6 separate regions of the Homo sapiens genome follow, and regions 2, 3, 4, 5 and 6 are each linked to region 1. A link is a contact called in ENCODE Hi-C or POLR2A ChIA-PET data. All regions are on one chromosome and are shown on one strand. Each heading gives the region's core, a stretch centred on a gene start or an enhancer-like site at or near the end of the contact. The rest is flanking DNA. Distances are from core to core; before and after follow the strand shown. Region 1 holds the start of TMEM237 (transmembrane protein 237). Region 2 overlaps LINC01792 (long intergenic non-protein coding RNA 1792). Region 3 holds the start of BMPR2 (bone morphogenetic protein receptor type 2). Region 4 holds the start of ORC2 (origin recognition complex subunit 2). Region 5 holds the start of NOP58 (NOP58 ribonucleoprotein). Region 6 overlaps KIAA2012.

Region 1 (4,566 bases), core at 1-2,500:
CAAAAGGGTTAAATTTTAGACACTCTTGTAGTTTGTCCCATTTAGCAATCCATTCGTTCGAACAGTAGATTAATGCAAGTACTACAAGATTAGGACGAGGCAAGCTGCCGTAATACCATCCAGTAGTCAAAATTACAATTGGAGAAGAATGACAGTCACAGGAACGCGCTATTGTTCTAAAGATGCTACGAAGCGCGCGCGATCGATCCCAGGGCTCTGTTCACGTAACTGATTTCAAAAGTCCCGCAAAAATGACGTTCCACCCACCCAGAGACCCAACCTCTAATCCTCAAAAGTAGGACGGCTCAACTGAAGACAAAAATCCTAACAATTAAAAGTAGCTAAGGCTCGCTTACCACAGGATTCTTCCCCATTCTGCGTTTAGCCGGCCTCGGCGGCCGCCGGCCCCCAAGCACCTGGCGCCCCACCCCTCCCGGCTCGGTCGCGCGCGCAGGCGCAATGCGTCATCGGGCCGCGCCGCCTGGCTAGTACCCCGCGCGCAGCGCCCTGCGGGGATGTTGCGGTGAGAGGCGTGCAGGGACCTGGATTGGCCAGTCCAGACTAGCCCTGCCAAAAAGGGGGCCTCGGAGTTGGGGGTAATGTGCCCAGGAGCAGAAATCTGGCGACCGTGGCGCTGCAATCACAGCTTTCCCGTGGTTTCCTAAGTGGTGGCGGTGATTTGTTTGCGGGAAGCGGGGCGTGACGGAAGACCTTAATTAAAGGACTCCGCAGGCGAACAGATCTCTTCTGGGCAGCTACAGACCTCTCCTCGGAGGAGTCTAGGAGAGGCCTGGCTGGAAGCCCCGGCACCCGCCGGGCCCCGGGCCTCAGATGAGTGAGGCGTCGTCGTGGCAACGCGGGCTCAGGTCCCCGCAAACTTCATGCCAGGCCTCTCTCTCCCACTCCGGGAGTTCGGTCCCGGCCTCGCCTGCGTCTCCGTCCCATTCCTGTGAACACTGGAGGGGCGGATGCGCGCACCCCACGAGCAAGGCCCTCCCTTAGTGATTCCCAGCTCGTTGGCGCCCCCCCACACACACCCACCCCCACTGCCAAGTGTAGCTGTTTACCCGCCACCTCTCGAGGCCGACGCGCCCCTCGCCGCTCACCAGGTGGCCCTCCTCCAGCCGAGCCCCCGAGTCAGTCCTCATGGTGCTCTCCCCGCGGGGCTGCCCCGGCGCAACCGCCGGCGGCCCGAGCCCAGCTCCCCGCGACGCAGCGGCCTCCGGGACCTGTGGGACGCCGGGGCTTCGTGGCGCCTGGCGAGGCAGCCGCCCCCTGAGCCAGGTCCCCGCCCGCCTCTGTCCTGCCAGGCGCTGCTGGGTTTGGGAGGAATGCGTTTACTCTCCAGGACCAACGAGTCTGTGCAGGCCTGGGTGTGTGGATGTGTATTAATATAGGCAATTCTCACATTTTCTCCGATTGCTTACCCTTCATCCCACAACTGTGTAAATCAAATTTGGAAAAACTTTTTCTCAACCTTAAAATCAAATCCAACCTCACATAAATATCACTACAAACTACCTGATTTGCATCGTTTGGTTTGGTTGGGTTTGTTTTTTTTTAAAGATAACTTTCACTTTAAGTAACAGAGAACTACAAATATTTTGAATCATGCATTCTGTTTTACAGTTAAGAAAGAAATGGGAAAGATGGAAGAATGGTGTGGATATGGAGAAGAGAATGATGCAGAAGATGAACAGATACAGGGACAGGGAAAGCGCCTGGAAATCTCAAATCTGGGGAAAGAAAGAGAAACAGCACTTTGTAATGGCATCCTAATCTTGTTACCAAACAAACGGGGCTTGTTGCCCTATACGCACAGAAGCCAATATTATGGCGCTGATTTTTTGAGAAAAGTTTTCATTGTGAGTCAGCTAACAAGGAGACAGGAGTATAGCTCTAATCTGTCTCCCTGTGTTGGCTTTAAGACAGTATTTTTATTAGAAAACGTTTAGGGGGTGGATTCTGGGATTAGTAGGTGATTGGTGGAAGGAAAGAAGCCATCTGGAAAATCCTCTGGCGTTCGCAGTTACCTCTTCATGTCCCTTCATGGGTCGCATGTGCAAATTTTGGAGGGAGTCAGTGTGAAACATGGGGAAAGATTCAAGCTGTGACGCCAGCAAGCTCATTTTGTACAGACTCCAGGTAGCCATCCGTGTTAGTACTAACCACTTTCAGCCAGTTTGCTTTGTTTTGTTTTGTTTTGTTTTTTAATCTCACAATGGAAGAAGTTTAGGCGTTTTATTTAGCAAGTTGTTTTTTATCTGCCGTCCTGCATGCTCAAGAATTTCTGTTAGTCCCTGGTTTCTTTAACTCTGAGACACGGTTTCACTCTTGTGATTTTCTATATATAGGTCTCTGGGATTAATCCATTGCCTTTTTCTAATTTAGGCCTGCATGTAGATATTGGCTGTTAAGGAAAATTAGTGTTTGTCACACCTCTCATGAGAATAATTTTTTCCTTGTAGGCCGATTTGTAAATAGTGAAGGCAGTGCAGTTTCTTGTAGGTTTTGATTTTAGATGTGAAATGTGTACATTAAACCTTTCTTGCTGAGTTAGTCAAGTAAGCACTTTTTGTAAAAGATGTTTTCATAAAACACGTTTCATAGAGTACAGTTTCTAAAGTTAACTATTGCTTATTTTATTTAGGAAAGCTCTTTATTTAAATCTTAAAAAGATCATGTGAAATCTGCGAAAGGTTCTCATACTCAGTGACTTAACATTATTCATATTTCTACCACAGCTGCATATGAGGTAAAGGAAAAAAAATTAAGTTAAAATAGGTAACCACATAACCATACAATAAAAATTTTTTTCAAATAAGATTAATTAATAAATTGCTGCACTTTTAAAGTTGTACACATTAAAATGGGTCAAATACTGTTGTTTTAGATTGCAACTATGGATCGCTGTATCAAGGGTACAGTGTTAAAACTCCAGCATTAAACAAGAAGTCTCATTGAGACTCAGTATCTGAGGAAATCCATGTTGCTGGTACCCACTGAGGCTCCTCCTGAGCCTTCTGTATGGCAGACAACAACTGGGCACATGCATCGTGCAAGCTGTCATTCACAATCACATGATCAAAAAATTGGCCAAACTGAGTTTCCATTCTTTGGGCTAAATTTTCCATCTCTTGTAGGTCTTCATCCTTTAGGAGAAATAGAAAAATATGGATAGTACAGACTTAATTGGACAAATGGAAAAAATACAGTTTGTTATGCTGTCACATTCAGTTGTGAAACTATGTATAAAAACAGTAAGGTCCGAAAATTTTGCACAGATGATTTTCAATAAAGTTTCAAAAATATTTTTTCAAAATTCTACAAAACCAGCAAACTAGAAAATAGTAATTTTTTTGCCCTCTGTTATTGAAATAATGTGGCTAAGTATAGATAAAATAATTTTTTTTTTTTTTAGACAGGGTCCCACTCTGTCCCAGGCTGGCATGCAGTAGGATCATCTCAGCTCACTGCAGCCTCTGCCTCCCAGGCTCAAGTGATCCTCCCACCTAGGCCTCCCAAGTAGCTGGGACTATAGGCACATGCCATCATGCCCAGCTAATTTTTGTAGAGAAAATATAATTATTATAACAGGTATAAACATATCCTTCTAAATTAATGTGAAGCATAAGCAAAGCTGGGAAAAGTATATCACTATCCACAGTATGTCATCCTTTATTTCTTAGAAATGTATTACTGAGATAAAGAAATTTTAATTTGGAAGTTTTTTTAAATAATAAAAGACTGAAGTTTTTATTTTAAAAAATGAGGTCCAATAAATGTCTTCTAAACTACAAAACTTATGTTTTAATCTTTAGTCTTAATGTCTCGTCATGTTTTGCAAAATTTAGTCATAGTTTGCAGACAGATTACTCCCCTCAACTTCCCGTGTGAACTTATCTTACTCTTACCTAAACACTTGAAACTTTTTAACCATATACAACATAAAACCAAAGAAAATGTACCAGTTTAAATAAAATTTAAACATAAATTTCAAGTGAACATTAATCTGATAGGGATAACATTAAAGATACAAAATGGCCACTTTCAACATGAGGATGGTATAAGCCAGTTATATTATGTTTCTACTATTGTGAAATGTTCATTTAATGAAGGTAATTTGGCATTCACTTGGCACTAATGCATTAAATTCATTGCTGTTATTTTCTTATTAGTTCATGAAAATAGTACAACTTGTCACCAATACAATCTGAAACACAAATGCAGGCACCAAAATCTTGTGGCTTTACAAAGTGACCATACATATGATCCAGAAACAATTTTGTTAATTTGTTTAGACTGCCATAAAAATGAGAACAATTTTAAATGCCCATAAGACTCAGCAAATACATTCATGGACTCCACTGTTCACAAGGCAAACTGGAAAATCAGACCTCCATAGTCATTGCAAAAAATATGAAAATAAAAATAATAAGAGAAAGGATAATTTAAAGATACCTGTGCTTGCTTTGGTAGCACACAGACTAAAACTGAAACAATGCAGAGATTAGCATGGCCCTTGTACAAGCATGACATACAAATATTTAGTGAATCATTCATATT
Region 2 (4,566 bases), core at 829-3,328, 930 kb before region 1:
GCCAACATGATGAAACCTCATCTCTACTAAAAATACAAAAAATTAGCTGAGCGTGGTGGCACATGCCTGTAGTCCCAGCGACTGGGGAGTCTGAGGCAGGAGAATTTGCTTGAACCAGGGAGGTGGAGGTTGCAGTGAGCCAAGATCACGCCACTGCACTCCAGCCTCCAGCGTGGGCAACAGAACGAGACTCCGTCTCGAAGAAGAAAAAAGAAAGTCGTTCTTGTTGTATTCCAGTGAGAGTCTGCTTCAGCTTTCCGACAGGCCTCACATCAGCAAAATGCCCTGGCGGTTATGAATGCTGGAATGACAGTCCTTTTCAAAGACGGCACAAACACCACTGTGGACTTCAGTGTCTATATGGAGGAGGTGGCCCTACTACAGTTGGTGCAAATAAATTCTGTCAGCAGCTTATCAGAAGGTGATTTATTAACTTACACCTCAAACCAAATAAAGGAGCACCGTGTGTTGACCCTACCACAGTTTTGCTTTCATGCTATTTTTCTGAAGTCCCTTATAGGATGAAAACCATGGAGCTCCTCTAATTCATACAAACTTCCCCACGGCAATGAAAATAAAAGTCTGAAGACTATGCAGCAATATAGATTTTAAAAATGGTTTTATACCAATCAACTATATCTTCATAATTGATCATTTATATTAAAATAATGACAGCATCTTTACTTCAGAACCCCGGTGGATATCCTGACATCTCCAAGAAACTCTTAGGTGTCCTAACAGACTTTCTTTTGACCCTACCTCAGGGGATGTACTCATACGAGGTCACTACGTTTTCTGAAAGAACAGAACAGCCAAGTGGAGCTGTGACTGTCTTTTGCCATGGCTTTCCTTTTTAATTTCCAACTGCTGTCATAGTGTCAGCTTTTAGGAAAGGATCAGCTGTGGAAATGCTGTATTCAAGCAATAATCAGAAAATACAATGGAATAACAGTTCCCGTTTATAGTAACAACCAAAAAATAACTCTAGGGATAAAATCAACAAAAATATGTGCAGGGCCAACATGAAAAGAACTTTTAAAATCTATTGGTGAACTTTAAAAAAAGACAAATTTTAAAAGGGAAAGACATAAGCCTTAGCTACAAGGACACAAAATATAACAGTATCAATTTTCTCTTATAAATTAAATATAACACATTCCCAATCAAAACATCAACAGTGTCTTTTAAAAACTTGATTTTAAAGTTTATCTAGAAAGATAAAAAATGTATAATAAGAATAGTCAAGAGGGGAAACTAGCCCTATATAATATTGAAATGTATTCTATTACATTAATACATGTCTAGTAGTTACACATTATAGGTACTGATACAGGAGGAGAAAAACAGACCAACAGAACAATGTAAAGTCCTGAAATAGGCCAGAAAGTCAGGTCTCATTAGAAGCAAAAATGCACTTCAAGTAAGCCATAAAATGGAGCATTTAAGGAAGAATATTGGTACAACTTGCAAGCCATTTTAAAAACAAAGAAACATAAAGCTGTACTTCTATTTCCCACTTTACAATAAAAATAAATTCCAGATTGATTAAAGTTTTAAATACTAAAAACTATACTAAATATATGCATGCATTTAAAAAAATCCATAGCCTAAGGAACATGAAAGCCGGAAGTTATAAAGAAAAGACTGATAAATTTGACTATATAACAGAGAAAAGCATTAGTATAAAAAGAAACGCATTTACAGCAAAAACTTTTCTAAATCAATAAAAAAAGATTAAAAAAACAAAAAAAGAAAAGTATACCCACTGGCAGGAAACTGGAAAAATAAACTATTTTGAGCCTCACTTAGAATTTTTAAAATGAAAATTAAAACAGCAATGAGATACCATTTTCCTCTATTAGATTGGCAACAATTTAAAATGTTGATAGTACCCACGACTGATTAAATTTGACACATTTTTTCCTCCGAGCATACTTTTCATGTAATAAAGTTACTGAAACCAAATACTGTATTCTTAAAAATGGTTAGGGTTACTAAGAAGCCAGCAACAGAGGGCAGCAGAGACCTCCTCTGGGGCGTCCGCGTAGTTCATGTTCCAGTTTTACAAAAGCAGCTTTTTCTCTGCTGTGGTCTCTGAGGTGTCAGAGTGCAGCAAAAGGGAAATGCGTCATCAGTTCTTGTCATCTCATTGGTGACAATGAGTAATCAGGTGGCGGTGGCGAGGTGGTGTCTCTGGGCCCTCTCTCCAGGCCAGAACGGGCACGTCCCACACGCGAGCAAGGCTTCTTGCTGTGCCGCCCGTCAGAGCCAAGTCTGTGATGGCGCCTCTGTTCCAGGTTGTTACAGAGCTGGGCAGCTCCTCAGGAAGTTGGCATTAAAGAGAGCTGGTGTTCAAAATCTGGATTTTCTTTTTTTTTTTTTTTTAACCGAGAGTCCTTTCCCCTCAATAAACTTGACAAAGGAGATCAAGGAAACTAGGAAACTACCAGAAATTCTCATTTGCATTTCCAAGCAAACGCCCAGCAATCTTAGTCATATTAGCTGCATGGCTTTGGGGTTAGAAAGGAGGTGAGGTTGGGAGGGGAAGATAAAGGATAAAATCAGAGTGAATAACACAGAAGAGGTCTAGCCAGCTGCCTTTCCTGCTTACAAGGGGCCACTGGGGCCAGAGCAGGCCTCCTCCCCCGGCTGTTGCGTCCAGGCTGTTTCCCACACTGTAGACCCCCTTCCTCCTTTGGTCCTCTCTGCCCTTCCCTGGGTCTCCCATTTCAGACCTTGCTGTGCTTCCCAGTCCCCCACATGGAACTCAGACTCCAATTTCCATCAGTCAAGGGCTTGCCTCTTCAGGCACATGTCCTCAGCTCCCACTAAGAGGTCCTCAGCTTTAGGCCAGCTCGGCAGACTGGGGAAATGGACGCCTCTGCACTGACCCAGCAATGCTTATCCAGATCAGTGTTCAGGGAGCACCTTTCTCTCTATGTCCTGTGGATGCAGGGTCTGCCTGGTCAACGGCAAAGGTGTCTTTATGCATCTTCGGGAGGTTGGCCTGTTACTGGGTATAGAGTTAGGGAAAGTACAGCCTGAGAAATTAATATAGAATGCATGTGTATATACATACAGACATTTTTGTGCTTTCTTTTTATAAAAGTAAAACATGTCCTTTAATGGACATTCGACAAATACAGAAGAATATAAAAAGAAAATCAAAATCTCCTGTAAACCTACCAGCTATATATGGCCATTGCCAAAGTATTTTTTAAATACTGTATTAAAAACTTGATTCTCATACAAATCTTAAGTAAGCAAATGTCAAAGATTTATTTAACTCGACAATGAGGGAACCAGCAAAATGATAAAACTGGATGAAAGTGAATTTGAGAGACTGAGCATATAGGCATGCCAGCACAATGACGAAGGTTGCTAGTTTAGGTAAAAAACCGGTTAATATCTTACAGGTAATAAAACTGTAACCTTTGAGGTTGCCTTCCTACAGGACAGAAATAATTTGATTCTTTACTAGAAAAGAAAATCTACATGTTCTTATGTAGCTTCACAGAGTCTAGCCCCCAATCAATAGTAAACAAGTTCAACAAAGGAACATTCCCTTAGAGAATGAGATAACCATGGAATGGACTTGCTAGACTGTGTTCCAAAATGCATTGAAAGGCCATTCAGTGAATCTTGTCTATTTTTCCAAGTTTTGGATAATATTTCTTAACATGCTATTATAATTTTAATAGACTTCCTTGTAATTTTAAGGATTATTAGGGTGTATATAAATATGTGAATACATAAAACACATTTTTTATTTTATTATTATTATACTTTAAGTTTTAGGGTACATGTGCACAATGTGCAGGTTTGTTACATATGTATACATCTGCCATGTTGGTGTGCTGCACCCATTAACTCGTCATTTAGCATTAGGTATAGCTCCTAATGCTATCCCTCCCCCCTCCTCCCACCCCACAAAAGTCCCTGGTGTGTGATGTTCCCCTTCCTGTGTCCAAGTGTTCTCATTGTTCAATTCCCACCTATGAGTGAGAACATGCGGTGTTTGGTTTTTTGTCCTTGCGATAGTTTGCTGAGAATGATGGTTTCCAGTTTCATCCACTTCCCTGCAAAGGACATGAACTCATCCTTTTTTATGGCTGCATAGTATTCCATGGTGTATATGTGCCACATTTTCTTAATCCAGTCTGTCATTGTTGGACATTTGGGTTGGTTCCAAGTCTTTGCTATTGTAAATAGTGCCGCAATAAACATACATGTGCATGTGTCTTTATAGCAGCATGATTTATAATCCTTTGGGTATATACCCAGTAATGGGATGGCTGGGTCAAATGGTATTTCTAGTTCTAGATCCCTGAGGAATCGCCACACTGACTTCCACAATGGTTGAACTAGTTTACAGTCCCACCAACAGTGTAAAAGTGTTCCTGTTTCTCCACATCCACTCCAGCACCTGTTGTTTCCTGACTTTTTAATGATCGCCATTCTAACTGGTGTAAAACACATTTTTTTCAAGATCACATTTTATATATATAATCCTACATTCTTTTTTTCAGATAATAGTATATCACAAACATTTTCCTATGACACTAA
Region 3 (4,566 bases), core at 2,067-4,566, 730 kb after region 1:
CTCAAGTGATCCTCCTGCCTTGGTCCCCCAAAGTGCTGGGATTACAGACGTGAGCCACTGCACCCTGCCAAAGATTCATTGTTACCAGCAATCTTAGCAACCTCAGCCTATAATTTTTTTCCCTCCTTATTAAGTCAAGAACTCTGACTTTTTTTTTTTTTTTTTTTTTTTTTTTTTTTTTTTTTTTGAGACAGAGTCTTGCTCTGTCGCCCAGGCTGGAGTCCAGTGGCATGATCTCGGCTCACTGCAAGCCCCACCTCCCGGGTTCATGCCATTCATTCACTGCCTCAGCCTCCCGAGTGGCTGGGACTACAGGCGCCTGCCACCACGCCTGGCTAATTTTTTTGTATTTTCAGTAGAGACAGGGTTTCACCGTGTTAGCCAGGATGGTCTCGATCATCCTGACCTTGTGATCTGCCTGCCTCGGCCTCCCAAAGTGCTGAGATTACAGGCAAGAACTCTGACGTTTTAACTTACAGGAAGCACTTTACAGCTTCTGTATGGCTGAATTGCCAGCATCACTACTCTTGTGCTTTGGGGCCATTATTAAGTAAAACGAGGGTTAGTTGAACACAAGCACTTGGATATTGCATACTGCCACAGTCAGTCTGATAAGAGACTGCTACTAAGTGATTAAGGAGGTTATAGCGGATACACTGTACAAACCATGATTCACATCCCAGAAGGACAGTGTGGGATGGCAGCGATTTCCTCACAGCTAGTTAGTAACAGTACTCAATTTAAAATTTATGAGGCCAGGCGCAGTGGCTCACGCCTCTAATCCTATCATTTTGGGAGGCCAGAAGGGCGGATCACCTGAGGTCAGGAGTTCGAGACCAGGCTGACCAACATGGTGAAACTCCATCTCTACTAAAAATACAAAACTAGCCGGGTGTGGTGGCGCATGCCTGTAATCCCAGCTACTCAGGGGGCTGAGGCAGGAGAATCGCTTGAGTCTGGGAGGCGGAGGTTGCTGTGAGCTGAGATCGTGCCATTGTGCTCCAGCTTGGGCAACAAAAGAGAAACTACGTCTCAAAAAAAACAAAAACAACAACAACAAAAAAAAACACCACTTATTATTTCTGGAACTTTCCATGTAATATTTTCAGACCGTGGTTGACTGCAGGTAACTGAAACGGTGGATAAGGGGGAACTACAAAAAGGACACTTAATGTTTCTTGGAAAAAATCTTAAGCAAATAAAAATTGAATGATGAAGTACTTGATCTCAATTTGAGGAAGATAAAAGTGTACTACGAATTAATAAACTTTAAACTTTCTGCACCTCTAACATACTAAAATCCAATTTCTCTGAGTGCTAGAAACTCTCAGTTCTTGAAAGACAAATGGTAAAACAATACCGTTTCTAATTTAGACCTTTTGGGCAAAACAAAATACAGTAATAAAGCTATAAAGAATCGGTCGGGGGCGGTGGCTCACGTCTGTAATCCCAGCACTTTGGGAGGTCGAGACGGGCGGATCACGTGAGGTCAGGAGTTCGAGACCAGCCTGGCAAACATGGTGAAACCCTGTCTCCACTAAAAATACAAAAATTAGCCGGGCGTGATGGCGCCGCCTGTAATCTCAGCTACTCGGGAGGTTCAGGCCGGAGAATTGCTTGAACCTGGGAGGTGGAGGTTGCAGTGAGTCGAGATCGCGCCACTGCACCGCAGCCTGGTCGACAGAGCAAGACTCCGCCTCAATAAATAAATAAATAAATAAATAAAACCTAAATAAATAAAGCTAATGAATCAAAGCATATGCTCTTCGTCTTTTTAAGGGATTTTACTAGGTAGAATTTTTTTTTCTCTGTCTAAAGGGTAAACAGCATAAACATATTTCAACTAAAAAGAGTCTTAGAATCCGGGGTTGGTATTGCTACAACCCCTAATTATGGAAGATGTTTAGTATAACAGAACCAGTTTAAGGAATGTGGAGATTTATTTACATCAAATTCAGATAAAGAGGTAACAGCGGACTAGAAGAAGCAAGCAGAGCATGACTTAAGGAGTCTATCTATGACTGTATCTGTGGAACTGCCCTTAGCCACAATGAAAGACCAGCAAAACCAGCCTTCAGCATAACCCTCCTGCCTGGTAGGAGATGGGAAGGCCAGACTTCACCCCTCAAGATCGCCCTCCCACGCGCATTTTCCACCTCGCAGCTAAGAATTCAGTCCAGACTTCCGATCATGGCGCCACGCACGTCACCTTCTCCCCTCGCCGCCAGCAAAATCCCACCCACGTCGGCTGACCCCGCAGCGGGGTGTAAGGGCGGGAGGGATCCCGTCTCCTATACTGGTCGCTTGTACAAACCAGATCCAAAAAACGCACTACACAAATCCTTGGAAACTGCGGTACCAACGGGATCTTCTCAATTCCTTGAGTGCAAAATGATCCCACTCTCTATCCCGACACAACTCTAACTCCATTTTCCTTTCACGTGCCCTAAAAAGCCCTCAAGGCCCCCAGCCTTGGTGAATCCAGGCCCTCTCTCGGGGTGGGCACCGCGCTGTACGGACAGACGCGCGCACGCAGCGGGACGATTTATAGAATTAAAAGTCTTTTTTTTTTTTCTGGCTTCGCATCCTTGCAAATACTCAATATTCCTGTCAACTAAGAAGGCTAAGGGAATGGGCGGTTGAGGAAAGCAGGACGTCGATTACAGCGAACACATCAAAGGGGTGGTCTTTCCAATTCCGGCTTTTGTTTGAGTCAGAGGGGAGCCTGAGGAGGCCAAGGTCTCCGGTTCTGGGAAAGGCGGGTCCATCCGGATTCTTTGGGCTGCGGAGAGGGAGGTTCCAGCCCCGTGAAACAACAGAGGGCAGTTCTGCCCCTCGAGGCTTTCCTCCGAGAGTACTGAGACGGAGACGCCTCAGTCGGGAGAAATCCCGGAACTCGGAGGAGTCTGCTGAACGCCGAACAAAAGGATGTGGCCGTCGTCTCTTAAACAAATACGCGAATCCCAAGCCATGCACATTTGGAAGGCATGTGTATGTGTGTGAAGGAGAAAGGCCACCGCTGCCCACCGCAGCCCCACCCAGCCCTCGGCCATTCACCGGAGAGACGCGCTGCGGTGGGGCCTCGGAGCCCTCAGCCAGCCCCGAACGAGGGGCGGGGCCGGGCGGGGCCGTGAGCGCGCAGGCGCAGTGCGGGCTTCATCCCGCCGCCGGCGCCGCCGCCGCCGCCGCCCGCTCTGCACCACAGGCTAGAGACAGACAGGGCCGGGAAGAGCCGGAGACTGAGGAGGAGGCGGAGGCGGCGGCGGAGGCGGGGCGACTCCGGTGACCGGGAGCGCCGCAGACTGGCAGCTGCGGCGACTCCCCCCTTTGTGTCTGGTCTGCTCGGAGCCACTGGAAGTGCCTCCCGGAGGGACGCAGGGTGTCTCGCCGCCTCCCTGCCCACCCCCTTCCCCGGCTACCTTCATCCGCCCTCCCGCCGCCCCCCGCCCTCGGTCCGCGACGCCCGAGTTCCGTCAGGAGCCCAGAGCTGCGGGAGAACGAGGCGGCGGCGGCGGCGGCGGCGGCGGCGGCGGCGGCAGCAGCAGCGGCTTCCTCGGGGGGTTGTGATTCGCTCACAGGAGCCATTGACGGGAGAAGAGGAGGCTTTCTTGGTGGAATTTACCTCAGGCAAGATCGAGCCGCAGGAATAAAAAGCGAGGAAGGGAAGGGAGCGCCGCCGGGAGGACTAGAAGGGGCAGCCTCTCACACCCACTCCGCCTGCCGTCTCGGGGAGCCCGGACCGGGGCCGCGACCGCGACCCCTCCCCTCCCCCGCTCCTACCTCTCCTCAGCCTTCGCCAGGGCCTCCCCAACCCTCTCACGGTTGTTCTGCGAAGGCGTGGGGACTGTGAGCTTGTCCATGGAGGCAGGCACCTTTTTTGATCCAGTCAAGGAAGAGGATTTGTTGTTTTCGAAATCAGAGTGAAGGAAGCACCGAAGCGAAACTTAAGGAATCCTGCCTTCCCGGAGCCGCGGGCGATGCGACTAGGGCTGCCGGGCGCCGCCGCCGCCCGTCCGGCTTCGTCCTTCCCGGCAGTCGGGAACTAGTTCTGACCCTCGCCCCCCGACCCCGGATCGAATCCCCGCCCTCCGCACCCTGGATATGTTTTCTCCCAGACCTGGATATTTTTTTGATATCGTGAAACTACGAGGGAAATAATTTGGGGGATTTCTTCTTGGCTCCCTGCTTTCCCCACAGACATGCCTTCCGTTTGGAGGGCCGCGGCACCCCGTCCGAGGCGAAGGAACCCCCCCAGCCGCGAGGGAGAGAAATGAAGGGAATTTCTGCAGCGGCATGAAAGCTCTGCAGCTAGGTCCTCTCATCAGCCATTTGTCCTTTCAAACTGTATTGTGATACGGGCAGGATCAGTCCACGGGAGAGAAGACGAGCCTCCCGGCTGTTTCTCCGCCGGTCTACTTCCCATATTTCTTTTCTTTGCCCTCCTGATTCTTGGCTGGCCCAGGGATGACTTCCTCGCTGCAGCGGCCCTGGCGGGTGCCCTGGCTACCATGGACCATCCTGCTGGTCAGCACTGCGGCTGGTGAGTAGCTCCGGCCGGCACGTCCC
Region 4 (4,566 bases), core at 1,475-3,974, 680 kb before region 1:
CCAGCTAATTTTTGCATTTTTAGTAGAGATGGGGTTTCACCATGTCGGCCAGGATGGTGTCGATCTCTTGAACTCGTGATTGGCCCACCTCAGCCTCCCAAAGTGTTGGGATTACAGGTGTAAGCCACTGCACCTGGCAGATTCCTAACTTCCTGACCACTCTATTACACCACATACCTCTCCTGCCATCAAATAAAAATGTTATCATAAATGCTTGGTTTTTTTGTTGTTTTGGGTTTTTTGTTTTTGTGGGGTTTGTTTTTTGAAACAGGGTCATTCAGCTCTGTCACCCAGGCTGGAGTGCAGTGGTGCGATCTCAGCTCACTGCAACATCTCACCTCAGCCTCCTGAACAGGTGGGACTACAGGCGTGCAATGCCAAGCCTTGCTAATTTTTGTATTTTTTTGTAGAGACGGGGTTTCCCCATGTTGCCCAGGCTGGCCTGAGCTCAAGCAATCTGCCCACCTCAGCCTCCCCAAGTGCTGGGACTGCAGGTGTGAACCACTGTGCTGGACGCTAAATGCTTGTTTTGACCTCTGAAAACCATTCATAATAGGTCTAATTATTTCTCTACATGTCAATTAGGGTTAGGGTATTCTATAGCAGGTAACTATAGAATGTCCAAACTGGAAAGTTTCTCTAACTTTCCAGTTCATTGGGTGAAACATCACTAGTTCTATCAAGCATACTTCAAAGAGCATGGCCAGAGTCAGCATAATCTACATTATTTTACTTAATTATACACTGCTGTGTACTACAAAGGATTTGAAGCAGTGACAATGAGCAAATGCAATAAAACAAATTATAATTTATAAATGCTAATAGGGAGTCTGCATCAGAAAAAATATAAAGGAAAGCAGAAAATAAAATCACACAATGAATTTTTGGCTCTGAGCTTCCTGGCAATCAAAGCAAAAAGCAAGTAAAGGTCGGTTACGTAATTCTTATTGGCAAAAGTTTAGTTGTTCTTGGGGATGTGGGGACAAGATTTTCTAGGAAAATTTAAAAACAAATATTCTAGGCAACTGAGTATTGTCCTAGGCAATTTCCCTATGGTATTCTACACAAGAATTGCCTGGAGAGAGGCAGCCTGAGACTTGTTTGTAGCCAAGTGCATTTATACAAACATTTCCTTTTCTAATTTTGGAGCATCTTATTAAATAGTACAAAATCACCAAATTAAAGAAAATGTCTACAAAGACCTCATGAGAAACGTTTCCTTCTTTGCTTTCCAACAGTTCCTGAAAAACAAACGAACAAAAAAACCTAACAATCACACAATAAAATGCAATATTTAGTGACCATTATGACCCCTCAAGGCACTGCCTTGGTGCTTATAGGCCAACCCCTTTCAAGGAGTTACTTCAAGGCAATTCTGCAGCACCAAGTGTTAGCATTGCACCAAGTGGTAGCAACACACTCTCCTTTGAAAACAAATAAAAGATTTGCTGTAATTTTTAAAAACATAATCCTTTGAAAAAGAAGGTTGGATAGATTAGTGGTTAAACACCAATTTTAATATTGGAGAAACCTGAGTTCCAATCTCCACTCCATACTTTATAACTGTGTGACTTTGTCCAAAGTCCTGACGATTAAATGAAATGATGTGCCTGATATATAAAAGAGCATCACTGAATGCTCCCAATTATCGGTATTTTTACTTTAACCTTTTTCTTTTTTAGCTCCTTACTGCAGTGCACTGAGATATTTTTACTTTAAACTTCAACTTAACCATGCAGATCTCTTGTACATCTCTAACTCATTCAACATCTAACAGAAAAACTGCTCAATAAGTGATGATGTCCGTTTAACGTGCAGTGCCCTTATATAACGGTGTAGGGCCGTGCTATTTTTCTTCAGATTGCAATTTAACTGCGGGAAAGTGTAATGATTCTATTAGGATTTCAATTGTAAAATGAAAAGTAACGTCTCAACATCTTTTTAATTAAAAAGCTCTACCAAAAGAGCCTGGCTTATCAACATTTTACAGCCAAGCATGGCTCCAAGGTGACCGATCAGTTAGCTGGCAGGACACATTGGTGCCTCCAGGCTGGGATGACATCAAAGGTTCTAGCTACAGTGGTTCTGGGACGCGATCTCTTCCTCTTCATACCTCACAGGGCACTTTACCACTGTCGTTACACATCTTCACAGTTCTCCTTTTCCAACCAGAGGGCTTCGTAAGCTGGGAATCAGGTAGGTTAGTATCAGGCGTCCCTTGCACAAAAGGCCTATAACTGCGGGGCAGACTAACGAAAGGTCCTCCCAGAGTGAGCCTCTCACCTCAAGTCTTAAAGGACTTTGGCCTGCGCCTCCAGCCTCTGGCCAGTTGGCTGCGCTCCACCAGTAAGGGTTCTCGAGCCCCCGGGCAGCCTGCGGGGGGCAGCGAGGCGCAAAGACCATGCCCCAAGTGCCGAGGGAAAGTCCTGAGATGCGCGACTTGGGACGCTAGGGGCCAAGCTCCGACGCGGGGCTGGGTGCACCTGGACGCACCTCACACGCCGCGAGCTAAGCAGAAAAGGGAGGCAGGCTGCCCCGACACCCCACTACTCACCGCTAGGTTTCCGTCTGGCGCCGATCCGGCTGCGTCACGCCGGCCGAACGACACCCCGCTGAGTCGCCGCCGCAGGGAAGGTACCTTCGGCCCCAACGGGAAAAGCCAATTTCCAGTAATTCGCGCCCGACCACCGGGGAGGTAAGGAGCACCGGAGGCCAGCTGGGGGATGGGAAGCCTGCGTGCGGCACACCGAATCTCCCGCCCTGTTCAGGGGGCGGTGCCCGAGGAAGCCAATAGGAAGAGGAGTCGGCCAAGAGCGACGGCTCTGCCGTCCAGTCGGCGCCGGCCATTCGGCCCCGCCCATCAGGAAACCTGAGGAAAACGGATTCTTGGGCCCTGAGTTGTGGGCCTTACCTTTCCTTTCTTCTTTCCGTTTCCGGGGAAGGGAAAAGGAAGTGTTGTTTGGATCTGAGGAAGTTTGCACAGTAGCTGGCTGAGTGGTAGCTGTTTGTCTTGTAGCAATCTTTAAAAAGTGTTCTTTGGGGTCGGGCGCAGTGTCTCACGCCTCTAATCCCAGCACCTTGGGAGGCCGAGGCGGGCGAATCACCTGAGGTCGGGAGCTCGAGACCAGTCTGACCGACATGGAGAAACCCCGTCTCTCCTAAAAATACAAAATTAGCCGGGCGTGGTGGCGCATGCCTGTAATACTAGCTACTCGGGAGGCTGAGGCAGGAGAAACGCTTGAACCCGGGAGGCGGACGTTGCAGTGAGCCGAGATCGAGCCATTGCATTCCAGCCTGGGCAACAAGAGCGAAACTCCGTCTCAAAAAAAAAAAAAAAAAAAAAAAAAAGTGTTCATTGGTTTCCCAGCTACCTTTTGAAGAAAAAGGTAATGGAAATTGATTCGCATTTCTTTTTTAAAGATTTTCTTCATTTGGCGTGAAAGGTAGGATCTTGTACATCTCCAGGGTTTGGGGTAGGGAGAAGAAGAGACGTTAGGAGAAGCACTGAATATGGAGATGGGATCGGACGGCTAGTGGGATGAAGAGGCTGGGGAAATAGAATGAATAGACAGAGAAAATGATTGACTTCAACTATCCAAAATATAAAAAAGACAAGACAGAGAAAATGAGGAAGAAAAGGAATGAACCTGGATGGGATCCATACAGTATTAAGAACAGGGTATTGTTTCATTTGGATTCACTTACTCAAAACAAAACTACAGAGTACTCTGCGAACAGAAGATAAGTATTCATTATCGAGCGAGACAACTACGATCTCTGCATTCACTGTAGTTACCTAGCACGTGAAGATATTGAACGGACAATATTGAGAAAAATACCATGATATGGGAAGTGCATTGGAGCACATGGTAGGAGTAGCTAATTAAAAGCCCAGAAGGAGTCAGGAACAATTTTCTAGGAGGAAGAGATGTTTAAACTGAAACCCCTGTGTTGAATAGATTTAAAACAGGCCAAGAGGGGTAAAATTTTCCAGGTAGAAGGTCCAAATCCGTGTAACAGCTGTGTAAAATGCCAAGCATTGGGTCTGTTATTATGAAGGGCTTAGTTGGCCCTTAGGGCACTGGTCAGATTTGTATTGAAAGATCTTTGGATAAAGGAGGTAGGATTGGGAGGGAAGATATAGAGTCACAAGATTTGGGAGCTGTTTAGGAAATCCAGTTGAGAAAGAAATGATCATAGCCTTGATACCTCATTATTCCATTTTGGCTAGGTGGAGTTAAGAAAATGGAAGAGAAAGGCAATTTTTTGTGCATTATAAATAAGAATTTGGGGAGTGACTAGAGACAGAAGATAAAGAGAACATAGCTCAACAGTTAACAATGATGTGTTTGAAGAGTGTTTAAAAATGTGAAGATGACTAGCCCAGCACACACACCTGTAATCCCAGCTACTTGTGAGGCTGAGAAAAGGAAGATTGTTTGCATCCCAGAGTTCCAGGATGCAGTGAGCAGTGATCTCACTTGTGAATAGCCACTGCACTCCAGCCTGGGCAACACATCGAGACCCCATTTCTTAAAAAAGAAAAGAAATTTGAAAAAAAGATGA
Region 5 (4,566 bases), core at 571-3,070, 620 kb after region 1:
TGAAAGGCTTCCAGAAAAGCAAGTAACACTAAATCAAGAAGACAGTCTAAATTCAGCCCCGCACAGTGGCTCATGCCTGTAATCCCAGCACTTTGGGAAGCCGAGGTGGGTGGATCACCTGAGGTCAGGAGTTCGAGACAAGCCTGACCATCATGGAGGAACCCCATCTCTACTAAAAATACAAAATTAGCCAGGCGTGGTGGTACATGCCTGTAATCCCAGCTACTCGGGAGGCTGAGGCAGGAGAATTGCTTGAACCCGGGAGGCAGAGGTTGCAGTAAGCAGAGATCATACCACTGCACTCCAGCCTAGGCAACAAGAGTGAAACTCCGTCTCAAAAAAAACAAAGAAGAAAAAGAAAAAAAAAAAGACATTCTAAATTCATACCCTGGGGTCATTTTAACAAATGCAGCAAAAATAGGAGAGGCTTATTGAAAGAAAACTGTGCTAATAATTCATTTGGCCAGACAGAAGGGAACGGCCAGGAATGCTCACAAATATAGTGACAGTAATGGTGTCATTCTGAGGCCTTCGCCTCAAGGCAGGGCTTGAAAGGGGATAAAGTCTAATGGCACTAGCTGGCATTTCAAATTCTAGATGCCTGAGGCAGACTGGCACCGAAACAGCTCCTCGTTTCTCTCAAAGTGAACATATAATTCATAGAGGGTTAACAAAATAATATCGTGAAGTTTTTCCCCTTTAAATCTCTAGCGGTGGCGGGGCGCGGTGGCTCACGCCTGTAATCCCAGCACTTTGGGAGGCCGAGGTGGGAGGATCCCTTGAGGTCAAGAGTCCGAGACCAGCCTGGGCAACATCGTGAAACCCTGTCTCTACAAAAAATTAGCTGGGTGTGGTGGCACAGGCCTGTAGTCCCAGCTGCTCCGGAGGGTGAAGTGGGAGGATCGCTTGAGCCTGGGAGTTGGAGGTTGCAGTGAGCCGTGATAGTGCCACTGCACTCCAGCTTGGGCAACAGCCAGACTGTCTCAAAAAAAAAAAAAAAAAAAAAAAAAAAAAAAAAAAAGGCCGGGCCTAGTGGGTCACGCCTGTAATCCCAGCACTTTGGGAGGCCGAGGCGGGCGTATCACGAGGTCAAGAGATCGAGACTATCCTGGCCAACATGCTGAAACCCCATCTCTACTAAAAATACAAAAATTAGCTGGGCGTGGTGGTGTGTGCCTCTAGTCCCAGCTACTGGGGAGGCTGAGGCAGGAGAATTTCTTTTTTTTTTTTTTTTTTTGAGACGGAGTCTCGCTCTGTCGCCCAGGCTGGAGTGCAGTGGCAGGATCTTGGTTCACTGCAAGCTCCGCCCCCTGGGTTCAGGCCATTCTCCTGCCTCAGCCTCCCGAGTAGCTGGGACTACAGGCGCCTGCAACCACACCCGGCTAATTTTTTGTATTTTTAGTAGAGACGGAGTTTCACCGTGTTAGCCAGGATGGTCTCGATCGATCTCCTGACCTTGTGATCCGCCCGCCTCGGCCTCCCAAAGTGCTGGGATTACAGGCGTGAGCCACTGCGCCCGGCTAGGAGAATTTCTTGAACCCGGGAGGCGGAGGTTGCAGTAAGCCGAGATCACACCACTGCACTCCAGCCTGGGTTACAGAGCGAGACTCCGTCTCCAAAAAAGAAAAAAAGAAAAAAGAAAAAAAGGCGCAAAGGCTCCGTTCAGGCCCTAGATCCCGCGATACAAACTTTCTCGGCCCGCCCCAGCCCGCTGTGGCGGGAACATTCTGGAAGTGACGGCAATCTCTGCGGCAGTCTTCTGTCGGAAGTGACGTTGCTATCCCAGAATCCTCAGAGAAGGAGTAGCGCGTTCGTGCGTCCTAGTTCCAGTACAGCGTGGAGGGTTTAGGCAGCGTGTTCTGATTCTTTGCGGGACGGCGAGCGCATTTGTGCTTTGCCCGCCGCGGCCTAGGAGGCCTTTTGAGGCCGCGTAGTCGGTGTTTTTGAACTGACTCTACAGCTTCTGGCAGGCCGTGCGGCGCCCTGACCCGGCCTCACCATGTTGGTGCTGTTTGAAACGTCTGTGGGTTACGCCATCTTTAAGGTAGGTGGGAGAGCGAGCCGTTAAAGGGGGAAGGCGGATGCTGGACAGACGAGGAGAGGGAAAGACTTAAGCACGGAACTACTCAGAGTAGCGTGGGTGCCTGTTATAGCCCGGGCTCTGGGAGGAGGGAGAAGGCCTTTACACCTGAGAGCCATGTTACGTGTAACACGTGGCCCCGCCGTTTGGGGAGACCCGTTCTGCATTAGAGGATTTTATTTCCTCCCGTTGAAGGGGTGGGCAGGAGGCGTGTTAGAATTTAACAGATTATAGGGAATTCGGACTTTATTCTAGATGTTTTGAGGAATGATCGAAAGATTTTTTTTTTTTTTGAGATGGAGTTTCGCTCTTGTTGCCCATGCTGGAGTGCAGTGGCGCAATCTTGGCTCACTGCAACCTCCGTCTCCCGGGTTCAAGCGATTCTCCTGCCTTGGCCTCCCGAGTAGCTGGGATTACAGGCCTCCATCCACCACCACGCCTGGCTAGTTGTTTTTGTTTGTTTGTTTGCTTTTAGTAGAGACGGGGTTTCACCATGTTGGCCAGGCTGGTCTTGAACTCCTGACCTCAAGCGATCCACCTGCCTCGGCCTCCCAAAGTGCTGGGATTACAGGCGTGAGCCACCGTGCTCGGCCAATCGAAAGGATTTAAGCAGAGGAATGACCTGCTAATTTGTCTTAATACGGTTACTCTGCTGTGTGGAGATTAGACTCGAGGAGATAAGAACGGCAGCAAGAATACTTTTGCATTCATTTGGACAAGATGAAATTGCCTGGTATGGAGAGAAACAAATATCGATAGAAATTGTGAAGGTAGAACAGGAAGGACTGGCTAATAGATTGAATGTGGGGTTTTGGTTTAAATAAGATGTTAAGAAAGTTTCTTGGGGAAGGACTAAAGATTTCCGGTTTGGGCTGTGCGAAGCTTGCGTTGTCTATTAGACCTGATAATGCAGTTGTGTAGATCGGGCAGTTCAGTATTTCAGATTTGAAGCTTAGGGGAAAACATCTGGGCTGGTGATGTCAGTTTGAGGTTTGGTTGTTTTCGTGGGGAAAGTTTGACAAGTTCGTCAGCACTGAAATGGTTGAATGGTAAGACATTCGTATCGCAAGATGCTGTTGAGATGTTAGGAAGAATGAGTGAGATTGAGTGCCTTTTCTTGTGCGGTGCAACTCTTCTGAGGTCTGTGAATATAGCAATGAAAAATAAAGTTTTTATGTATATTCTACATATATATATGTTGGTAGAAAGCAAAAACGCTAGGTAAAAATAAATGTAATACAATTTTAGCTATGAACCAAAAAACCATTTGTGGTGTGGATGCAAGAAAGTCTGGATGGGTGCAGAGTTCTCCATGTTTCACTTCTGACATTTGAAAATACGCAGTTTGCATTTGATACGTCAAATGTTATTTTTAAGAAAACCAATAAAATCATTAAAACCGAAAAGGCAGTTTTGCTTGTTTTTACCTTAGTTGGAGTTATCTGCAATTGCCGTATTAGTGTTTTAAGGAACTTGTAAGTAAGCTCCTTAGTCCCCTTTAGAGCTACGAAACATGTCAATTTTACTTTTCTCCAGCTTTTTGGAATCTTATCTAAATTACCATGTAGAGTTCTGCATAGCTTCAAATTCTCTTAGCCAATGTGGTCTGTAAGTGTCTATCGATGAATTTCACCGTTAATTGCCGTAGTATACTGTCCTGTACCGGATGTGAAGAGGAGCAACTCTGCACAGTGCACTGGTTGTCTCCCATGGTAGGAAGGAATTGGCTTATCAATGGTCGGATTTCTAGACCTGGGTCCTAAAATACTCAACCGTGTCTCGATGAATTACTGATTTCTATTAATGAAAAGTGTCCTCCTCCATGAAAATGTCTTTGAGTATTCCGTTGGAGTTTGCAGTGCTATTTATCTGCAAGTTACTGTTCAAAATGATTAAATTGTGGTTTATGTAACCTAGTACTAAAGAAATAACTAGTTAAGCTCGAATATGTTGACATTGATTAGTTTGTAATTATTGGAATTAACATTGATCGTTTCTGAGTATAAAAGACATACAAACGTTCTGGAACTAGTGATGGCTGCACATTTTTGTGAAAATGCACTACTAAAAAGTGAATTGTACACTTTAAAAGGGCAAATATTAAGATACATGTAAAATTAATATGATATATGGTGAATTTTATCTCCTAAAAAAGTAGACATACGGTTCAAAGTTATTAGTTTCCTTTCCCATAATCTTTCAAAATGCTAGGGTATAAAATTATGTTGGTTGCCAGGCATGGTGGCTCATGCCTGTAATCCCAGCACTTTGGGAGGCCGAGGCCGGCGGATCACAAGGTCAGGAGTTTGAGACCAGCCTAACCAACATGGTGAAACCCCGTCTCTACTAAAAAAATAGAAAAATTAGCTGGGCGTGGTGGTGTGCGCCTGTAATCTCAGCTACTTGGGAGGCTGAGGCGGGAGCATTGCTTGAACCCGGGAGGCGGAGGTTGTGGTGAGCTGAGATCGTGCCATTGCACTCCAGCC
Region 6 (4,566 bases), core at 1,179-3,678, 530 kb after region 1:
CTGCTTTGCCACGGTTCTCTGGCATGGCATGAGGACTCCATAAACCTCTGGGCCTCTGGAGGCTTCCACTTCCTGATCTGAAAATAACAAAATTGACCTTCCAATCTCTGTTTCTCACTTTCTGTGATTCAATGACATTGGAACTGTTTCTGTTAAGGGGAAAAGCAGAATCCACGGTGCTACCACTGAGATAGCTCCATGGTTCAGCCTCCAGGTTCAGGCCGTCTTAAGTCTTTAACCACCGACTGCATGAATGGAAGCTTCCATTATTCACTCAGCATACACTTGCTGATCCCTACTAAGTTTCATAGCCTTCATGGTTGGATAAAACACACTCCTTACTGCAGCTCCCGCTTTGGTGGAGGAAACAGATATGTGTGCAGACAGCTCCAGTGAGTGGAGTGTGATCAGTGCTCTAAGAGAATACAGGAAGGACAACTGATCCAGACCGGGGCAGAAATCTGATCCAGATAGAGAGAAATCAGGTAGGGCTTCCTGTAGGAGGTAATGGCTGACATGAAGGAAGGCATTTACGAACCTAGACTGCGTTCACCCATTTGTGATGAAGACATCAAGAGAAGGCAGCAGTTCACACTCCCTGTGTGCCAGGCACCAGGCTATGCATTTTCTGTAAAGTGCCTCATTTAACTTTTATACTAATCCTGTAAAGAAGCAGGCCTTGGTATCCCTATTTGTCAGATGAGACAATTGAGGCACAGAGTGGTTAAGTACCACATCCTTGCTCGCAGAGCTGGGCAACAGTGAGGCTGACCTCCCCAGGCTGTCTGCATAGATTAATGCTGGATGTTAACAGCTATCAAAAAGAGGGTTCGCCCCCCACGGGAGAAAACAGCAAGGTCCGGGGAAATAGAGATTTAAAGAAATACTACACACACACACACACACACACACACACAGACATATACACACACACATTCATACATAGACACACACACAGACACATATACACAGACACACATGCACACACACACACACACACCCCAACTAGAGAAATATGAATGAAAAGATTCTTCAAGCAGTTTTTTTAAAGGGAATAAAAAGGTGTGGCCAATCGGGGAGGGAGGCCAAAGTGGTCCAGCAGTGCGGCATCTGCGCCTCCGCGGCGGCAGGGGCCCCGCAGCAGGCGCGCTGGGAGCAGCTTCTCTCGGGGCCTGCCGCGTTTATGGCTTCAATAGCGCCGCTCCGGGTCCCCGCGGCGTCGGAGAGGCTTCTGCCTAGCGCCTCTCTGCTGCGCGAGGTCGTCCCGGCCTTACAAAAGGAGCTCCTCGCTGGTGAGCTCAAGACCCCAGGCGGGCTCTCCCCGAAGGGTCACTTCTCCGAGTGTGTCGCCTCCTTTAGTCTTTTCTTTTCCTCTCTGTGGTGGCTTGTGATGTCTCTAACGCTGGGGCCTCCTATGGACTCCATCCCGAGATGGAGACTGGCAGAGCTAGAAGGTCTAAACATCTGAAAAGCAGGCACGCATAGTCCCTGGGGAGAAGGCAGGGAGGCAGGCAAACCCCTGGAGTGCCACCCAAACAATTGGACTTTTTAATTGATACTGTTTTATTTTGGCCAATTTTCCACTTAGGGGTGGAGAAAAGGGAAGTAATTTTTGGCATTTACTTTTTTTTTTTTTTTTTTTGGAGACAGAGTCTTACTCTGTTGCCCAGGCTTGAGTGCAGTGGCGTGATGGCTCACTGCAACCTCCGCCTCCCAGGTTCAAGCAAGTCAGCCGCCTCAACCTCTCGAGTAGCTGGGATTGCAGGCGCCTGCCACCACGCCCTGCTAATTTTTGTATTTTTAGTAGAGACGGGTTTTCGCCAGGCTGTTTGCGGGCTTACGCCCGCGTCGGCCTCCCAAACTGTTGGGATTACAGGCGTGAGCCACCGCGCCTGGCCATTTTTGGCATTTACTATGAAGCAAGACGTAATGCTAGGTGCTTTATGTACTTTGAGCTTATTTTATCCTCACTATAACCTTATGAGGCAAAGTGCATTGTTTCTATTCCACAGATGAGGAAAATGAGGCTCAAAGAGGTTAGGTAACTTGCCCAAGGGGCACACAGCCAGTAAGTGGAGAAGCTGAGAGATGAACCCAGGTTTCTATGACTCCATGCTCCTTGAATCTTTGAGTTGTGATGCCATCCCTGTGTTTCTGAGAGGAAATAGTAAAAAGTCAGGGAAACATCACGAAATTATGGCAGTATGTTTTTTAAGCCAGCATGAATCTTGGAGGTGATCTAGAAGTTCTTTTATATTATGGATGAAGAAACCTGAGGCCTACAAGTCAAGAGAATCGTGCATGACAACTAATTATTAAAACCAGGGTAACTGGAGTCTGCCCAGTGTTAGTGGTTATCTAGTTCAGTTCAGTTCCGTTCAGGTCAGTTTCGTTTTGAAGACTTTTCCTTGGGCAGTTTCCAGCTTCAGGAATAAACAGCTCCAGAAGGAGCAAGTGTAATGATTGCCTGACCTGTGCAAAGAAGTGAGGAGTAGCCAGTGCTGGAAAAGTTCCTCCTAACACTGTGGAGAAAACAGGGAGACCAGAAGTGTGTGCCCAGGAGTCCTGGTGGTGCCACTCACCAGAATCTACAGCCTGGAAGATGGCACCATGCAAAGGTCTGGGGCTCCTTGCTCCCCACATTGCCCAGTATGATGCCTGCACAGTCATGGCACAGCACACTGCCAGGCCCTGCTATCTGCAGCCTGCAGTACTAGGTGCAAAATATTCTGCTAGTCCTTAGCACCTACATGACCTAACTCTGGTACTGCTCTATTTTTCCTCTGGGAAGTATTTCAAAGTTCTCCTTCATATTGGAAGAGGAGGAAGTAGGAAGTGGTGCACGCTTAAGAATGTTTCTGGTTTACTCCTACACAGCCCAGACTGGGGAAGTCCCCCGGGAAGTCCCCCAGAGTCCCAGAGAACAGCAGTCGTCCCTTGATTCTGAAAATTCTCTTCACCTTCCAGGAAGAAAAGCTCATTTCTAACAAGAGACCTAAATTTGTCAAAACCCAAAAGCAGCTAAAACTAGAGATAAGGACAACATAAGAAAGGAAAATTATAGGCCGGGCCTGGTCACTCACGCCGGTAATCCCAGCACTATGGGAGGCCAAGGCGAGCGGATCACCTGAGGCTGGGACTTCGAGACCAGCCTGACCAACATGGAGAAACCCCGTCTCTACTAAAAATACAAAATTAGCTGGGCGTGGTGGCACGTGCCTGTAATCCCAGCTACTCAGGAGGCTGAGGCAGGAGAATCGCTTGAACCCGGGAGGCAGAGGTTGCAGTGAGCCAAGATAGCACCATTGCACTCCAGCCCGGGCAACAAGAACGAAACTCCATCTCAAAAAATAAAATAAAAAAAGGAAAATTATAGACCAATCTCACTTATGATCAAACATACAAAACTCCTAAATAAACTATTAACCAATCAAATTCTTAAGCTTATATTTTTAAAAGTATTAACAATACACACAACTGAATTTGGTTTATCACAAGAATTCAAAGAGGGTCTAACATATGAAAATATATTTATAATCCACACTAAGAGGTTAGTGGGGAAAAGCCTTAGGGTCATCTCAATAGATGCAAAAGGAAAAAAATAAAATTCACCCATTCCCAATTAAAACTTATCAGACTAAGAATAGAAGAGGGCTTCTTGATTTTGACAAAGAGTATCCATGAAAAACCTATAGTAAACATCACACTTGAATACTTGAATGGTAGAACTTGAGAAGCATTCTTTTTTTTTCTTTTTTGAGACACAGTTTTGCTCTTGTCGCCCAGACTGGAGTGCAACGGCACGATCTCGGCTCACTGCAACCTCTGCCTCCCAGGTTCAAGCAATTCTTCTGCCTCAGCCTCCCAAGTAGCTGGGATTACAGTTGCTCACCACCGCACCTGGCTAATTTTTTGTATTTAGTAGAGATGGAGCTTCACCATGTTAGTCAGGCTGGTCTCGAACTCCTGACCCCAGGTGATCCACCCTCCTGGGCCTCCCAAAGTGCTGGGATTACAGGCATGCGGCACTGCGCCTGGCCAAGAAGCATTCTCTTTAGAGACAGGACTAGGACAAGGATGTCCTCTATCAGTGATTCTATTCAACATTGTACTAGCAATGCTAGCCAGAACGGTAAAGAAACCAAAAAAAGGAAAGATGAAAGGATAGGAAGGAGGAAAATGACACTGGTATTATTTCCAGACTATATTATTACTTATATGGAAAATTCAAGGGACTCTACAGACAAGACATTAAAAGACAAAAGAATTCAGCAAGATTACTAAATACAGATCAATACACAGAAATCAATTGTGTAAAAAATAGTGTTTGAAAACATAAAGCACAATTTAAAAATAGAATTTAAAAGGAATTGTTATTATGGAAAACTGCAAACATACACAGAAGTGAACAGAGCAGCACAGTGAATCCCATATACCCATCTCTTGGCCAGTGTTGTTCACCTGTATCTCCAACTCCTTTCTCTCTCCCATGTTATTTTGAAACAAATTTTAGGCTCATATCATTTTATTCATATATACTTGAGAACATATCTCTCAAAGATGAGA

What was found. A loop is a pair of places that touch in the nucleus more often than their neighbours do. ChIA-PET counts read pairs that join two places held with the same protein, here RNA polymerase II (POLR2A). Pooled maps may share reads with other maps.
Region 2: a loop to region 1 is called in a map of CD4-positive, alpha-beta memory T cell, with 16 times the contacts of the local background. The contact joins the enhancer-like site here to the promoter of TMEM237 in region 1. A Hi-C loop is called at or near these places in 2 of 168 maps with a recorded cell type or tissue (CD4-positive, alpha-beta memory T cell and naive thymus-derived CD4-positive, alpha-beta T cell) and 8 of 50 pooled maps. POLR2A ChIA-PET finds 5 or more read pairs at or near these places in 1 of 52 experiments (CD4-positive, alpha-beta memory T cell).
Region 3: a map of B cell shows a loop between it and region 1 (7-fold over the local background). The contact joins the promoter of BMPR2 here to the promoter of TMEM237 in region 1. A Hi-C loop is called at or near these places in 3 of 168 maps with a recorded cell type or tissue (B cell, CD4-positive, alpha-beta memory T cell and naive thymus-derived CD4-positive, alpha-beta T cell) and 11 of 50 pooled maps.
Region 4: a loop to region 1 is called in a map of CD8-positive, alpha-beta T cell, with 4 times the contacts of the local background. The contact joins the promoter of ORC2 here to the promoter of TMEM237 in region 1. A Hi-C loop is called at or near these places in 4 of 168 maps with a recorded cell type or tissue (CD4-positive, alpha-beta memory T cell, CD8-positive, alpha-beta T cell and ascending aorta) and 15 of 50 pooled maps.
Region 5: a loop to region 1 is called in a map of naive thymus-derived CD4-positive, alpha-beta T cell, with 24 times the contacts of the local background. The contact joins the promoter of NOP58 here to the promoter of TMEM237 in region 1. A Hi-C loop is called at or near these places in 3 of 168 maps with a recorded cell type or tissue (ascending aorta and naive thymus-derived CD4-positive, alpha-beta T cell) and 12 of 50 pooled maps. POLR2A ChIA-PET finds 5 or more read pairs at or near these places in 3 of 52 experiments (activated B cell, activated naive CD4-positive, alpha-beta T cell and naive thymus-derived CD4-positive, alpha-beta T cell).
Region 6: a loop to region 1 is called in a pooled map, with 2.7 times the contacts of the local background. The contact joins the enhancer-like site here to the promoter of TMEM237 in region 1. A Hi-C loop is called at or near these places in 1 of 168 maps with a recorded cell type or tissue (chondrocyte) and 5 of 50 pooled maps. POLR2A ChIA-PET finds 5 or more read pairs at or near these places in 2 of 52 experiments (OCI-LY7 and naive thymus-derived CD8-positive, alpha-beta T cell).

Annotation. Positions count from the first base shown.
Region 1 is chr2:201,642,253-201,646,818 of GRCh38, forward strand. It overlaps TMEM237 (transmembrane protein 237), which reads right to left and starts at 1,251. Exons shown (of 13, transcript NM_001044385.3): 1 at 1,107-1,251. The coding sequence starts at 1,148. It overlaps MPP4 (MAGUK p55 scaffold protein 4), which reads right to left. Exons shown (of 22, transcript NM_033066.3): 22 at 2,622-3,152. The coding sequence ends at 2,958. It also overlaps the pseudogene RNU6-651P. RefSeq lists silencers at 350-539, 1,110-1,369.
Region 2 is chr2:200,711,118-200,715,683 of GRCh38, forward strand. LINC01792 (long intergenic non-protein coding RNA 1792) reads right to left here. Exons shown (of 3, transcript NR_037886.1): 3 at 1,188-3,013. It also overlaps the pseudogene AOX3P-AOX2P and the pseudogene AOX3P. Among named protein-coding and RNA genes, the nearest start is that of LINC01792, 22 kb to the right of the region's middle. RefSeq lists an enhancer at 1,998-2,277. Within about 2 kb of position 2,079, at least 35 of the 41 ENCODE cell types and tissues checked have a DNase peak (open chromatin) inside an H3K27ac peak, as active enhancers do.
Region 3 is chr2:202,373,011-202,377,576 of GRCh38, forward strand. It overlaps BMPR2 (bone morphogenetic protein receptor type 2), which reads left to right and starts at 3,317. Exons shown (of 13, transcript NM_001204.7): 1 at 3,317-4,540. The coding sequence starts at 4,465. RefSeq lists enhancers at 2,165-2,324, 2,435-2,724, 3,879-4,566 and silencers at 2,815-2,864, 3,015-3,504, 3,635-3,694, 3,765-3,824.
Region 4 is chr2:200,960,936-200,965,501 of GRCh38, forward strand. It overlaps ORC2 (origin recognition complex subunit 2), which reads right to left and starts at 2,725. Exons shown (of 18, transcript NM_006190.5): 1 at 2,555-2,725. LOC105373835 (a long non-coding RNA gene) reads left to right here and starts at 2,497. Exons shown (of 3, transcript NR_187976.1): 1 at 2,497-2,695. RefSeq lists an enhancer at 1,958-2,027 and a silencer at 2,736-3,134.
Region 5 is chr2:202,263,943-202,268,508 of GRCh38, forward strand. It overlaps NOP58 (NOP58 ribonucleoprotein), which reads left to right and starts at 1,821. Exons shown (of 15, transcript NM_015934.5): 1 at 1,821-2,044. The coding sequence starts at 2,000.
Region 6 is chr2:202,170,225-202,174,790 of GRCh38, forward strand. All of the region lies in intron 15 of KIAA2012, which reads left to right. Among named protein-coding and RNA genes, the nearest start is that of KIAA2012-AS1, 55 kb to the left of the region's middle. RefSeq lists enhancers at 676-1,494, 2,747-2,956. Within about 2 kb of position 2,429, at least 2 of the 41 ENCODE cell types and tissues checked have a DNase peak (open chromatin) inside an H3K27ac peak, as active enhancers do.